Regions from separate parts of the Homo sapiens genome. Here region 2 is linked to region 1. The links are chromatin loops, found by intact Hi-C in ENCODE. Cell type or tissue: B cell. All regions are shown on one strand.

Evidence for each region. A loop is a pair of places that touch in the nucleus more often than their neighbours do. Peaks named below come from ENCODE experiments on the same cell type or tissue, not always from the same donor. Only the 100,000 strongest peaks of a DNase experiment are listed, where the experiment ranks them.
Region 2: it touches region 1 in a loop (5-fold over the local background); 2 of 110 quality-filtered maps call a loop at or near these places.

Annotation. Positions count from the first base shown.
Region 1 is chr2:177,549,619-177,557,618 of GRCh38, forward strand. IFT70B (intraflagellar transport 70B) reads right to left here and starts at 3,178. Exons shown (of 1, transcript NM_152517.3): 1 at 1-3,178. The coding sequence starts at 3,145. The coding sequence ends at 1,148. RefSeq lists enhancers at 2,178-2,982, 2,983-3,786, 3,155-3,444. In B cell, no CTCF peak of the experiment used is centred here; a DNase peak (open chromatin) is centred at 3,253; H3K4me3 peaks cover 1,806 bases; H3K27ac peaks cover 1,510 bases.
Region 2 is chr2:177,145,295-177,153,294 of GRCh38, forward strand. The region is part of intron 1 of LOC105373760 (a long non-coding RNA gene); the gene reads right to left. Among named protein-coding and RNA genes, the nearest start is that of MIR4444-1, 63 kb to the right of the region's middle. RefSeq lists an enhancer at 3,081-3,804. In B cell, CTCF peaks have their summits at 2,037, 2,237, 3,806 (motif pointing left) and 4,006; DNase peaks (open chromatin) are centred at 2,017, 2,887 and 3,777; H3K4me3 peaks cover 1,642 bases; H3K27me3 peaks cover 798 bases.

The DNA of each region.
Region 1 (8,000 bases):
GGAAGAGAGGAGTGAGGAGTGGGAAATCAAATAGTAAGGCTCTTGTAAGGTTCAGAAAATAAAATGCCTGATCAGAATGCATGTGGTTCCCAGTGGGAACTCCAAATAACTCTTGGGAGTTGCGGACATGAAATGAACATTACAACTTAGAATTGACCTTTTTGGTCAGACCTGGTGGCTGAGATTTTTCCTTATTCAAGAGGCTACAACATGGAAACACTGTACAGCCAGCATATCCTAAATTGCAAACACAAAGGTAGGAATTAAGAACTGAGAACTGGACCCAGTGATTTGTGCCAGTAGTCCCAGCTACTTGGGAAGCTGAAGTGGGAGTATGCTTAAGCCTAGGAGCTGGATACTAGCCTGGGCAACAAACATAACAAAACCTGTGTCTCTTAAACAAACCCCTGAGTTCTCAGGATAGCTCTGTTATTTCTCACAGAGATATTTAAAAAGTTATCATGGAAAATAGTAACAGTGTATCTTGTTCATATATTTAAATTATTAAAGGGAACAAAAGAAAACCAGGGAAATTTGTTCTTTGATAATCGTTCATTGTCTCTACATTATAGCACCATAATTTTGTTAAGGCAACAAAATTTTTTACTGACTTTTGCACGTTAAAACCACTTATAACCTAAGGAATTTTGGTTAGGTAAAGAATTATATCCATATGAATAAACACTGCCAAAATATCCTAAAGTCTATATAAAAAGTATGCATTACAAATTAATGAGTGTAAATTGTGAGACTACTCTCACACAATCCCTGAAATGATTATTTAAAGACTACTCTTAACTATTACTGAGATAGTGCTTGGTCCCTGAATGATGTAATCCTTGTGCAAAGACCCCTCAAGATACGTCAAAGCACAAAAGATAACAGAGGAAAGGAAACAAACGTATTACAACTTCTGATATAAACATTCCTCATAAGTTTGGAATTTTTCATAACTCCTGGGGTAAAAGTTCTTAGAATATGTCACTTTCTGGGAAATTTAACAGCAAAAGTTTTAGCTACTTTTTTTTTTATAATGCATAAGTGTACAAAGTTCAACATGTAACAAATATAAAGATGCCAAAGGGTAAATAAAGCGATGCAAATTTACATAACAAAGCCATTTGATAAATGCCACTATCAGCTATTACTATATATTCCATCCTATAATCTCATAAATCAAAGCTTTTAACTGCCTAGACTCATATGTGACTGTATTCTTTCCAACATGCATTCTTTCTTCTTCCAGGGGTTGTTCAATAACAGCAGGTATGTTTCTGCCATGAAGTTCACAGTGTTCTAGAAACTGGACACATTCTTGAATAACACTATCACGAAGCATGATTGTGTGTTTTGACATGTTTTCTAACAAGGACAGGAAGCATCTTTTGGCATAATACCAGGTGTCTGTTCCCAGCTTTTTGTTGTAAGGTTCCAAGCTTTTGATAACTCGAGAAATACCAAAGTCATAATTTCCTTTGGCACAATAAAGAGTTCCTATCACCAAATTCACAATGCAGAGATGGTACATTTTCTTATCTGGGTCATCATAAGAGAGCTGCTCTTCCTCCTTTTCAATCTTCCTCATCAACTCCTCTGCTTCTTCATTTTGACTTGTCATAATATAGGAAACACAGAGATTAGCCAGTACAATAGCACTGACATTCAGGATGTTATCATAATGCTTCTTGACTATGGGTTCATAGAAACCAATGGCTTCTTTGTATTTGTTTTCCTGCATGAACAGAACATGAGCCACATTCAACTTCCACACATCATGGTCGTTACAGAATTCCACAGATTTGCGGAAGATCTTTTCCACCATTGGATAATTTTCAAGATTCCAGTAGATTTTTGCCTGAGCCATCAACACAGGAATGTATTTCTCCATGGTTTCATCATATTCATTCACTGCCTTTTTGATAGCTTCATCATCTCTATTGTGTCTTGCTTCCTGTACTTGTATGGTAAGTTTCCGGAGGACCTCAGTCAGCATCCCTGCTAGCCCATCAAGCTTAATGAAAGCCTCTTCAGGAGCTGTCTGGCAAGTGATCACAGCGTCCAAGAAGTCATAGAGATAGGGTGTGAGGAACTTATAAATCAAATGGGCATTTTCTGCCAGGACATCTGCTGCCAGGTCAAAATACTCATATTTACAGTAGAGCAGCAACAGGTTGCCAAAAGTCTCTGGAGGAAAGGGATTCTGTTGGAGCAAAAACTGTAGCTTTTCAAACCCTTCTGTAGGCCTGGCATCCATGTTCATTAGTGCCTGGTTGTGTAGGGTCACAGGGTCCAACTCTTCCTCTGCCCTGGGTGGCATGTCAGTGAGGGCTTCTTGAGCTGCCTCATAGTTTCTCAGTTGGTATTCTATAGCTGCCTTAAGGTTGAAGGCTTCCACCAGAGCAGTCTGATGGAGGACTAAGGTGTTGCCAACACTGCGAACATCAATGCCCTCAGTGGTCATGCCCACACCTAGCTCAGGGTGCTGGCGGATGCCACGCTCAATAATCTCAGCGATATGCTTCAGTGCTGAAGCATACTGTCGGCTGCTGTAATAGGCCAAAGCCAGGTTGTAGGAAAGGTCAGGCTGGTAGCCCGAGGCCTGCAGGGCGGCAAAAAACTTGGAGCATGCAGCTTCATACTGTCCCTCCTTGTAGAGCAAACAACCCAGGTTGATCTGGCCATCGGTCTCATTCTCGCCCCCACTTTCCTCTCCCCCTTCCCTACTCGGCAGCTGCTCTACCAGGCTCCTGGACCCTGGCAGATCGCCCTCGCTGTACTTGATAGCAGCTTGCAGGCGGAGGACCCGGCTGTGGTAGGCGGGGTTATCCAGGAGAAGGAAGGCGACCCGGGTGGCCTCCGCATAAAGGCAGGCCTTGTACAGGGCCTGGGCCTGGTACAGGCGGTACTGCTCCAGTTCCGGGTGCAGCTGGCCCAGCTGCTCATAGCACTCGGCCGCCAGCGCGAACTCCTGCAGGCGGTAGTAGCAGTAGCCTAGCAGCGACAGGCCGGCGCGGCTCCTAGGGCTCCGCTGCAGTTCTCCGCCCAGCAGCTGCACCGCCTCGGCGTAGCGTGCATTGCGGATGAGGCGGTACACGACCGCGGTGAACTCCCCGTCGGGGATCTGCGCGCCGCTCAGGCCAGCCATAACCACCACGGCTGTTATGGGTGCGGTTACTATGGCAACAGAGCAACCGGAAGCGGAAGACTGCCGGTTTCCTTGTCGCAAGAAATCTGTTAGGAACAAAAAGGGACCACTCTCGTCAGTCTCTCAATTTCAGCTTGATCTTCAAATACTCTGGACTGCGGAGTGGCGGCATTCAGGAGGGGAAAGACTACTCCGGGCCGTTCAGAGACTGAATCTACTCGTCCCGGCATGCACCGTTCCAGTGGTTCCGCGGCGCGGGTCGTAGCCGCGCTGCATGCTGGGAGACGTAGTCCCGGCTGTACCTACCGAACCGGCGGCCCGTGGGGGTGCAGGGTAACTCTCCTTCCCTGCCTCTTAAAGATGAGGGGCGCTCACTGTGTCTGTTATGGCACCGTGGTCTCTGGCGCGGCGGAGGAAGGTTTCCGGCCCCATGTTCCTGGCGATTTTGAGCCTGGTACACGGTGTGGTCGATAATAATGCTGGCTTTTGGTTTAGTTTCAGTAAAAGAACCGGGATGGCAAAAGGCGAGTTATCTCTTGGAATTACCCTGGAATTAGAGCACGTTCTTTTTTGCACTACCCCGAGGGCACAGTTTGTAAGAACGGAATAGAGCGGCGAGCAGGAATCCTTAATTTGGTGGTTTCCAGAGGTTAATGAGGAAAAAGGACTGTGAATCTTGATTGGTACTGGGAGAGTTTCGGTTTTAGGTCCAAGTATCTCCCGCTCTTTTTTCCCGTAACAACAAATATTACTGAGTATATATTGGCGTTTACCCTTGGCCATCCCCATTGCGCTGGAGTTCCAACTTTCACTACTAGGTAGAAACGTTGGAGAAATGCATGACTTCAGTTTTTTCCAAGAGGGGAAAATCCAAGACATTAAAATGTGCTCCTTTCCCTATGCATTTTTACTCTTCTCTCTTAACTACTAAATTAGTCAGCCAGTGATGTGTGGGTGTGTGAGAGACACACATGCTCAGTTTGTACTTTTCAGCCTTCTAGGGATTTTGGATATTGAACTGATAAATATGGATTTTCTTCTGTTAAAATAAGAAAAGATTGCCTACACTTTAATTTTTTTTCCAGATTCTTAGTTTGAAGATTTCTATGCAGGTTTGCTAGACTGTACAAGATATCATTCTGGGTTTTCTTTCATTCTTTGTTATATATTTGGAATAGATGCTGTAGATTCCATGTTATTATCCTGGGGCTATTTTTGTATAATTTTTTTTCAGTTTATTAGTGGCCATGATGGGGCTGTGAAAAACTAGGGGCTTAATTATTCCATAAAATTATATTTAATCACCAATTTAAAAAATACCCCTAGATAAACTGACCTGGAGACCATAGACTTTAAGGGAGAATAAATACAATTTTTCAATCAAGAATTAGGGACATAGACAAGATAGCAAAATATGAATTTGGCTTATCCCAGTGAGGTACTTGTAAATAGTGTAGTTTTCAAGGTAACAATAATAGTTGTAATTCATTAACATCTATCATATGGTGGCCTGGGACAGAGCATTGTCTTTTGTAGTCTTCCATGATGTCCATTGGCCTCACTACCACCCATGATAAACAGTCCAAGTCAGAGCATGTCTTTGCTATATAATTAAATACTTCAATGCAGGTACCTTACTGCCTCTTCAACAGTATTGCTGTTCATAAATCTTTTCTACATATAAATTTTGGAGCCAACACCAACCATATTGCATCACATTCTATTAGACCACCTATATATATTATTTCTAATCATAATAACCACCCTGTATTCTGCATATTACTGATGAAGAACATGTGAATCAGAAAGATTAGGCAACTTGCCTGAGATGACACAGCTAGATAAGAAGCAGCTGAATCATGAAATTCCAAAGCTAAGTTCAGTAGGTAATAGTCACTGATGAATTAACTCTATCTATCATGTATGGGCCCAGTTATAGGGGAATATTAGTGTCTTGCTTTTTTTATATTGTTATTTTCCTGTTAAAGCAACCAGCCACCTTGGGTTGGCCAGTGGAAATTTGAACTTCTTGGCCTAAGTCGTAACTGTGAGCAAGTATTAGAAAGTGATTAGTTGGGAATGGTCACCTGTTATACCTAAAAAGGAACTTCAGTAGGCATCTGAATGCTATACCATAAAGCAGCTGACTTCACGTACTCCTGTATTCTTCTCTCTTGCTGAGAAGTTTGCCACAGTTCTGTCCTTCTAGATGAGAACAGACAAGAAACCTCCTACTGCATCAATACCAAGAAAGGGACAAAGTGCACTCATTTTAGAGAGGTTGAGTGTAGCTCTGGACCATGCAAGAACACCAGGGAAAGCAGTTGAGGAAGGCTTCTGTAACCCTATTTCAAGGCTTCTTTCTCCCCAATCTCAGCTACAGCCTTATCCAGTTTTCAATCCAGAAGTGTTTGTAGATTGAAAGATGCTGGCTAGTGCTGCTCAATATTCAAGGAGTAGGGGGTGTTCTGCTTACTGCCTGCCTGATTGACACTTGTCCCTTGGAAACAATATGCAAAAGGCTTAATTTAAAAATTCTGGCTCATGCCTGTAATCCCAGAGCTTTGGGAGGCCAAGGTGGAAGGATTGCTTGAGGCCAGGGGTTCAAGACCAGCCTGAGTAACATAGGAAGACCCCATCTCTACCGAAAAAAAAAAAAAAGGCCAAGCGTGGTGGTACGTACCTATAGTCCCTGCTACTCGGGGTGCTGAAGCAGGAGAATTGCTTGAGCCCAAAAGTTTGAGGTTGTGGTGAGCTGTGATCCTACCACTGCACTCCAGCCTGTATAACAGAATGAGACTCTGACTCTAAAAAAAAATAAAATAAAATTCTTATATATTGAGCTGTTACCTTGGGTAATAATAAATTAAGGTAAGAAGACAGAACATGGAAATGAGAAATTGTCTTTCCTATCTTTCAGCTTTATCTCTATTTTGCAGAGTTGTATTTGCATCATGAAAGCATTCACCTTCAAATGGCTTCTTGAAAATGTATGAAAAGTAAAAGGACTATTTTCTTCTCCAAATTTCTGGGATCCCTACAGGAATCAGTTGGGGTTCTCCTCTTTTTGTTGGTACCTGTGAGCGTGGCAGCTGGAGTGGGCAGGAGGGAGGCCATTCTGTGTCTCTTCCTCCTTATTTCACGTGATGCTGCTCCTTAGGCCTGGCTTGAAAAAAGCAGGACATTCGGCTTAGACAGATGGAGGGCAGGGTCATTTTCAAAATGAAATGAATGCAAAGATCACACTGTGAAATTGGCATGACCATCACTGCTGCTGTGATAGACCGACCTTTATTTGGTCTCATATAGGCATATGGAGAGTAGATCAGCTTTTTGGGTGGTAGAGGAGGGGAAGGAGACCCTTTAATTAATGATAGAAACTCTGGAAAGCAATAAACAGGGTGGAATATCATAAAGTATCTTTTTTGTTTACAACAAAATCTTGAAAAGCTGGAACATATATCAAAAAGTAAGTCTATAATACCACTCCCAGCAGTAAGAAAGCATTTGGTGTTTACAATAAAATGATTTAGTGCCTTAGCGAAGGGAATTTAGCTTTCAGGAAATGGTTTAGGACTCGCAGTGGATTTTGCTGAATAAGCAGAGGCATGTTCACCATGTGGAAGAATTCCATTTAGGCAAAATGTGTAGGAGCAAAAAGCATGATGTTTGGTTCCTAACACTTTTGTGTTTCTGCCTGCCAAAATATGAGATGATCAAATTGCATGTATATTCTATTTGGCAGTCTCTTTTAAAACTACTTGGAAGTGATTGTTTCATGATAATAACTACTTCTTGTTGGTAAACATTGTTTATTTATGAGTATTTCAACCACAGCTGTGGTCAGCCATCTTCCTTAATAAAGGAAGACTTTCTGCAAAACCACTTTCTACTTGTTATTTCTGTCTCCCATTCATTCCAGGGCATTTTCTTTAGGCTGTCCAGTTATGGAATTAACTTTTTTCTCTGGTAGTTCCAGCTTTATTAATATTTTAAATAGTAATGTATTTTCTTCTTAAATATGCCTTGCTTTTGATCAAACAGTTTTTATTTCTGGGTTTATGGTATTGCTATGGTTTGGATGTGGTTTGTTGCCACCAAATCTCACAATTTGATTACCAGCATGGTGGTGTTGGGAGATGTTTGGGTCATGGGGCTGGATCCCTCATGAATGGCTTGGTGCTGTTCCCATAGTAGTGAGAGTTATTGCTCTCATGAGACTGGATTAGTTCTCGTGGAAATGGATTAGTTCCCATAATAGTGGGTTGTTATAAGGCAAGTTGCCCTTGGGTTTTGCCCCTTTGCACATGTCCACTTCCTCTTTGACCTTCCACCATGTTATGATGCAGCACAAACAACCCCACTGGAAGCTGAGCAGATGCTGGCACCATGCTTCTTGTACTTCTCAGCCTGCAGAACAATCAACTAAATGAACCTCTTTTCTTTATAAATTACCCAGCCTTGGGTATTTATTCAATTACAGTAACACAAAATGGACCAACACAGAAAATTGGTACCGAAGAGTGGGATTTGCTCTGTGGATACCTGAAAATGTGAAATCTGCTTTGGAATTGTGTAATGGGCAATGGTTGAAAGAATTTGGAGGAGGAGCAGGCTAGAAAGAGACTGTATTGCAGTGAACAGAGCATTAAGGGCAGTTCTGGTGAGGGCTTAGAAAAAGACAAAAAGATGAGGGAAAGTTTGGAACTTTTTTGAGATTGTTTAAGTAATGTGACCAAAATGCTGATAGAAATATGGATAGTAAAAGCCGTGCTGATGAGGTCTCAGATGGAAATGAAGAATACCTTATCGAAAATTGAAGTAAAGCCCATCCTTGTTACACAGTTGCAAAGAA
Region 2 (8,000 bases), 400 kb before region 1:
CTACTAATCCAACAGAAATCTGTCTGGGAGAAGGGGAGTGAGGAAAGGTGTCGGTTTGTTAGCATGTAGAGCAAGCAGCCTACTAAAGACTAAATTATTGCTTTCCATCACAAAGACACTTACCCATCCTCAAGTTGACCACCATCTTGTTCTCTGTGAAAGACCTGGCTGGTAGATTGGGCCGCCTCACTAGCATCAAATAAATATTCCTTACCAGCCACAAAGGGAAAATATATTGAGCCAGATTAGTAACATTCTAATAGAAAATGTGGCATTTTGAATGAGGAAAACTACTTCAGTGAAAAAATTTGGTAAGATGCCCACAATGAGCAAAGAACCTTAAAATGCAAGAGATTCTCCAGTGGAAAATGGCCTAATCTTTATGAACTAACTGCTACACAAAAGGCAAAAAGTCAACACAAAAATTGACATTTAAAAAATCTATTCGCCAATAATATTTTGCAAAGATATTATACACACACGCACGCACACACACACACACACACACACACACAGTAAAGGAAATATAACTGATGAATGATGCTGAACTACTTTTGTAGCTGTTTAACAGTTACAATCTTGGGGTCTATGTATGCACAAAAACACCAAGTAACCAAATGATTCAGTTAGACATTAAGCAAAGAAAGTCAGTGAAACTTGCTGTATGATCTGAACAACTATTTGGGCACCCAGGCAAAGAGGTAAATTCACCACTTATATATAAATGAAAAAGACAGGGTCAGTAATATGCTTGTTGTGATGCAGATTAGGGAAGGGTAAAAAATGTCTTAAATGAACACTTCAATTCTGGTATATGATTACAAAACTAAAATCCCTGCAGTATACACAAATACAATTGCCTAACTTCAAAGTCCCAGGAAGCACCCACAAGGAAAAAACACACTCTGATTTTAATGTCTTCCTGATCCCCTCAAATGGCCTAATATGTATAATATTGAAAGTCAATTCTGTAGCTTCTCAAGGGTTAAATTCTTTGTTGCAAATAACTCTAAAAAAGTATCCCAGTAAGAATCAGGCTTAGACTAGTTCAGCAAGAGGAACCGTTCCATAATGAGGCTTGGCCTGGACCAGTCCCAGGAGAATTAATTTTGTGCCGTAGAACACCTAGATAAATTAGTTTTGCTTTAAATATCGAGTCCTAAAAGAGTTAAAAGAGGGAGAATATCAATCAATAATTTTTAGATTAACTACTTTGTATATGACAAAACAAAATTAACTTTGGCATTATAACCACTTTCTCTCGCATTTCTGATAAGCCCCAAGTTTAAAATAAGTAATTAGAGATTTAAAAACCAACCGAATATGTGCATTTGTTTCTTGTTACAAAATACTAATTCACTGCCTAGTTTGTAAAAAAAAAAAAATTACTCATACATTTTGCAAAATTACAAATATTGTTATTTTTATTAAAATAATCACACCTGAGAAGAATTCAGAAAATATGTAGACAAATTCCTGTAGGGTTTTTTTCATGGAATTGCTAAAGGAATTAAGCTTTAAAATTAAGTGAAAAATAATATTTCAGTTAACAAAGTTAGGTTCTTGAAATTATATTTTCATTGATTAATTCCTTCCAATGTCTACCCATTACTTCTCTTTTATAAAATTTATTTGTATTGAAACATTTGTGCAGAATTAAAATCATACCTACAAATGATAACAAATTTAACCTAAAACTCCCTTGTGTTTTAAAGGCTTTTTCTGGTTAAATGCCTACCAGAAAGGCAAATACAAAATTCATTTCCATAAGAGATGAAATCAGGCTTTTAACCTAGCCAATTGCCCATATAAACAATCTTCAATATTATTTGGTCATCATTTGGTAATTAAAATGGAAAATCACAACCATGCTGAATTTACTCCAGGTGCCAAAAAAGTTATTTAGCAGATAACTAGAGATAGAGAAAATGTCTCTTTAACAGATTCTTTTAAGAATACATCTACAAGAAGCATCTGGCTTTCAAACAGTCATAAAAACGAGAAGCAGTTGAACAGTGGCACCCAGAGGTGAAAAGTATATTGCTTCTAGAGATTTATATTGTTAACTACAATGTTTTTTAGTCATCCTTTTTTTCACTTCCAGATTTGTTTCTAGTATCATACCAGAAATCATTTTTTCTTTGTTGCATATTGAAATACCATATTTTAATAAATAGAAATAAATGTTTCGTTTTAGAAAAAGTACTTTCTTTATTAAATTGCATGCCAATTTCCCTCCTTCAAAACAATAAACCAACTGAACACCAGGCAAAATACCTTCCATAGTTGAATATCATGTTCACTCATCTACTTCTAGCCTACCAAAATTATTAGCAAAGATATTTTTAAGAAATACCTCTGTGACTACTACACAATTTCCATATACTCCAAGCTACATTTGTGCTAAAGATGTTTTTGTTGGACCATCGCGTATCCCTGAAGAGATAAACCTGGGGAGATTTTTAGAATTCCATACTGAACCCCCTCCCATTATTATGATAGCAGAGGATGGAAATGGGAATAAGAATGCTGGACAAAAGAAAAGGGAATAAAAATACTTTTTTTTTAATTCCACAGGAAGTTTAAAAATAACAAAATCTATTTTGACCAAAATCAAAACGCGCCTGCCGATTTTAATTAAAGCAGCTCTATACCTTTGAACCAGCCAACAAGCAGCTGCAGTAAGCATTTGGCTGGCTCTGAGTTCCTAAGCTAAACTGCAGAAAAACGCCTCCTCCTGGATCTAATCACCTTCGGGCGCCTCAAATAAACCTTAGCGTGTGGGGCCAGCACAGGTCAGTTTTTTAAGAGCCTCCGTAGAACAGGGTCTTATTTTTGTTCCTGAGCTGAAATGCACACATGCACTTAGCAGAGAAGGTTTGCCTAATCTATCACCGGTTTTCGTCTGTTTCTGGGTTTCCATTACCTTTTGTCAGACGTTTTCTCCAAGATCCTCGCTGCTTTCTTTTTAATCACCTAAGAAGCAACATTGATGTGACAAGCTCCAGAAAAAGGCTCGTCCTTTCTTATCTGCATCTTCAGCCTAATGATGAGGAATGGGTTCCATAAACTTGAAAAAGGCAGGAAAATGCTGCCAAAGTCATTATCCACTACTTTAAATTGGAAAGAAAAAAGCTGTCCCTTTTTAGAAGAATGGTAATAACGTATAAAATAATTGTACAAAGCCTACAGCGTTTCATATAAGAAAGGAAATTGCCCAATGCAATTTAAAAGAAAAACAAAATACCTTCATTTCCCGCTATCTGAAATCTACATCAGAATGTACCCTCGATTTTGCATATGAAGCAGAGTGCTCAATTGCCTGCCAGAAATGAGAGCGAATTATGCCTGCACTCAAGTTAATATTGAAATAATCTCCCTCTTTTTGATACCTTCCTCTCGTCCCTTTTTCCCCTTCCGTACATTGCAGTGTCATTGCCTAAATCAATCTTTGGGCATTAAAGGTAGCTTCTGGGGAGCTTCTCAGTCGCCAGCCTGCTACTTGTCGGGGGCATCGGCTATGAACTGCAGCTGGATGGATGCCTGTCTGCCTGCTCGTCTTTAAGTCTCACGAAGCAAAACCGCAGGCTTTCTCGTACTCAAAACCACACCATCATTGTCCATATTCGGGTATTTCATTACAGTAACAGTTTGAAGGACACCAGGCTTACAGCCTTTTGGAGCAGACGGTAGGGAAGCTGCTCCACATGGATCATATTGATCTCTCCAACCACTCCTCGAACATCCACAGCTGTTCCAAGATTTGCGCCCAGCGGAGACGAGACGCGGCAGTAGACCTGGGCGCCACCTAGTGGATTCTATTGACCTGGGGGAGTCGTCAACGCGTGGTGAGGTATATAAGCTTCAGGGAACAATCCCTACAGCCAACCTAGAAAATACTAACTATAGTCGAAGCAATAGGGAAGGAGTCTTATCTTTAAAAAAAAAAAAAAAAAAGTAACAAGAAGATGACAAAAGAAGCAAATGATTCAAATGACTGACAGGAATTTCAAGAGTGGTTTTTCAATATAAATTTCAAATCTCTGAAATGTCAAAGTGCTTTATTATTTATATCTTTATTAAGAAAAGGAAAATATAGAAAGTTTATTTTGCCAAAATATTACCACTTTTCTTTAATCTGCCAGATTGGTCACATTTTGCCTTAATAAGTTTATAATTCAGTAAGCCAATCCAAATGGAACTGAATTTTTATTTTTCCTACCATCTAATAAATATGAGTCTTAAGAAAAGCTGTTTATAAAATATTCCACCAATTATGTCTCCCTTCTTCACCCATTCCATTCACAGTTTCCATTCCTATTATCCCCCAAAAGAGGTCGTACTCATTTTTCCTTCTATTCTTTACATGCACACATTTTCTGGAAGAAAGAACTTCAATTTTCTTCGTGGCAAAGTTGTGGCTATTACCTCGTTTGAGATCAAATTCAAAATACAATTCCTAGAAAGTTGTACCTTCAATTGATCCACATTCTGCAATCACTTCCTACTTTATGTTTTCAAATATATTTTATTTAACATTGCCACTTGATCATAATTTTCTAATTGTCTTACCTCCACAAATTGTACTTTTGTCTGATCCACAACCTCTGCCTCAGAAGAGGAGCCTATTAAATGTTGAATAAATAGCTATAACATAAGCAGATAACTATCTCTGACAAGATTTGTTAATAAATACTCTGGTTATTCTACCCTTTGGATGTGCTAAATATATCAACAACAACTAACATTTATTGAGGTTTTTTACTTGATGGTCACAATGGCCCTATTAAAATAGATACTACTATTATCCTTATTTTATAATTGAGGAAAGCTACTTCTAGAAGGTTAAGAAATTCACCACATTGACATGGGCAGTAAGAAGTGGAACTGAAATTTGAACCTGGTCTTTCTGACTCCAGAGCCTATACCCTGAACTTCTATACTACACTGTGTCTATCTTATATGTTGTTATTAAAATATATGATACACTATGATCTTATTACTGGTTGTATTATATTTTGATGATTCACTTTATAAAAGTAAATATTTCTAGTTTTATCCCCTGCAAAATAAGTTATTTTAGATAGTTGCTAAAATTATTCAAGTTGTTAATATTTTTTACCACGTTTGGTCTTTAAAGAATGAACTTACTATAATCAAAAGATTTGCACAAAGGAAGGAAAAGAAATTACTTTACTGATCAAAGGACCGATGCAGGAAAATATGCAAGCTGACTGCATTTCGCTAAGATTGCAACAATGAAGTGGAAGAGCTAGGGGAAATGGGAGATCTGGTAATAACTGTTTCTTTGTTTTTTCAGTTCACCTGACCTATTTAAACATTTTAATTTAGAAATGCTCCTCAGACTTCTCAGGTTTGGTCTCATGAGTAAGCAAATCAGGAACCCACAGGAACCACTTGTCAGGTTTCATTTCAAGGGAATTGGAAAGGGATCCTGACCTCCTAAAATATTTAAAGATGTTTAAAATCACATTCTTAGACCTTCTTGAACAGAAAAATGAACTTTTAAAAAAAGAGACAACATCGGTCACAATTGTTCAACACTAGAAATAACCCACAAGTCCCTAAAGAATAAAATAGCATGGCAAATAACATGGTAAATTCACGTAAGGAAATATTATTCAGCATTGAAAATGAATGCACTAATGCCACACTCAACATGGATGAATCGCAAAATACAATTTTGAGCAAAAGCAGCAAGACACAGAAGAATACAAATGATTCCACTTACATAAAGTGCCAAAACTGGTTCTGTATTTCACAATAAAAATGCAAAAGAAGTACATCCAATGGTCATTTCAAAATGCATCCAGAAAAAAAACATAATAAGCTGTGCCCATCATTTATGTTTTGGTGAAAATAAGTCTATCAGCTCCATGATTGCAGTCTTGAGAGGGAAGGAGAGAAGAGCAAAGCATGAAGACTGTAAATTCTAGAAGAGAGTAGTGGTGAGACTGTGAGCTCTGGAATCACACTGACCTGGATTTGAACTAGAGCCCTGCCATTTAATGACTGTGGATCTTGGGCTGGGGTATAAATCTCTCAAGCTCTTTGTTCCCCACCTAGAAAATAAAGATCACAGTGGGCCCAACATCATAGGGTCATTTTGAGGCTTACAGCACGCACTAGTTTTCACTAATTGTCCAATAAGTGTTTTTTTTCTTTCCCGAGATTGGAAGTAGAGGAGGAAATCAGCACAGGGAGTAGCAAAGGAAAACACTGGGCACTCACTGTGTTTCCTTCCCACTCACCCTTGGGTCACTCCTCCACCCCATGGGCTTCTCTGTGAACCACTAACACTTGCTTCTCTAGCAAGAGTCACCAGAGATCTTGTTATTCAACCCAATGAATATCTTTTCTCTACATCATTTGATACTATTTACTTTTTCTTCCTCCTTGAAACTTTTCTTCTCGTTTTCTTTGATAACCTGGGCTGTCCCCTTCTCACTAAAACCCCCATCATTGCCCACTATCAGGCCCTTGTCACTTTCCTCCTGTCTGCAACAGCCTCCTAACTGGTTTTCTCCAGCATGGCCCCTTTCCAACCCTCTCTCCACACTGCAGCCAGTGCATTTGTCCTAACATGTGGATCTCACCATGCCTCTTCCCCACAGCCTTATAGCAACCTCTATCTTGTTCAGCCATGGAAGATCTAGTCTTTCTATCTGTCTGTCTTCGGGCTCATCAATTACTGCACTAACCTACCCACTCTCATTTGGACCTTCTTGGCTTTCTACCACCTGTTTTCTCTACCTGGAATCTTGACCATATTACCTGCCTCACATAATGAACTTTAAAACTCAGGACAGGTCTCCCTCCCACCCACCATGCACCTCTTTCTACATTATATACCTTCCTTTGTAATCAGTACAATCTATGATCATTCTTGAACCTCTGCACTATTTACCCATGGATGGTCTACATACTCAAAAGACTGCCAACTCTGTAAAGGCAGGCACCTTTCCTACTGATCTTTCTATACCACCACCCAACAGAGTGGCCAACAAAAACCTAGTTAAGTAAATTAATGAATCAAGCAAATAATCAATGCTTACTTCACAGTTTTACAGAACTATCATCGCATCTCCTCTACTATAACTTCCTCATCTACTTCTACAGGAGAAAAGGGGTTATGTATCATATCCTTGTCTCTTAAACTCTGTCTTCTAACATTTATTGGTTATTTATTGCCATCATTATTATATTTTTCCACATCATATTTAACTAATCAAAAATTTTACAGGTATTTTAAACCTCTTGATCTTGTTCAATATGCTGTATGGGTAATTGGATAGCCATGAATCCAAATACTAACTTTACCACTGACTAACTCTGAGACCTTGAGTAAGTCACTCAACTCTGTTTCCGTTTTCCCACCTGTAAAATGAGGGTAAAAATTCCTAACCAACGGCTTTCTTGTGAAGTTAAATGAACTAAAATGAGGTTAATGTACATAAAGCATTTAGCACATTGCCTAGCACAAATAAGAATGCAGAAATAGTATCTACTAGTATTAATGCACAACTAAGTTTTGTTTTGCAGAGCATAATTTGTTAATCATTCATTATAGTGCTCTGTACTTTTCAAAACTAAGGGTCACCTTGGTTTTAAGAGTAAGGCCTCGGCCAGGCGCGGTGGCTCACGCCTGTAATCCCAGCACTTTGGGAGGCCGAGGCGGGTGGATCACCTGAGGTCAGGAGTTCGAGACCAGCCTGGCCAACATGGTGAAACCCCATCTCTACTAAAAACATAAAAAAATTAGCCGGGCATGGTAGTGAGCACCTATAATCCCAGCTACTTGGGAAGCTGAGGCAGGAGAATTGCTTGGGCCCAAGAGATGGAGGTTGCAGTGAGCCAACATGGTCCCACTGCACTCCAGCCTGGGTGATGGAGTGAGAGTCCACCTCAAAAAAAAAAAAAAAAGAGTAAGGCCTCAATAACTATATTCAAGTATGTATTTTTTCCCAAAAGGAAAAACT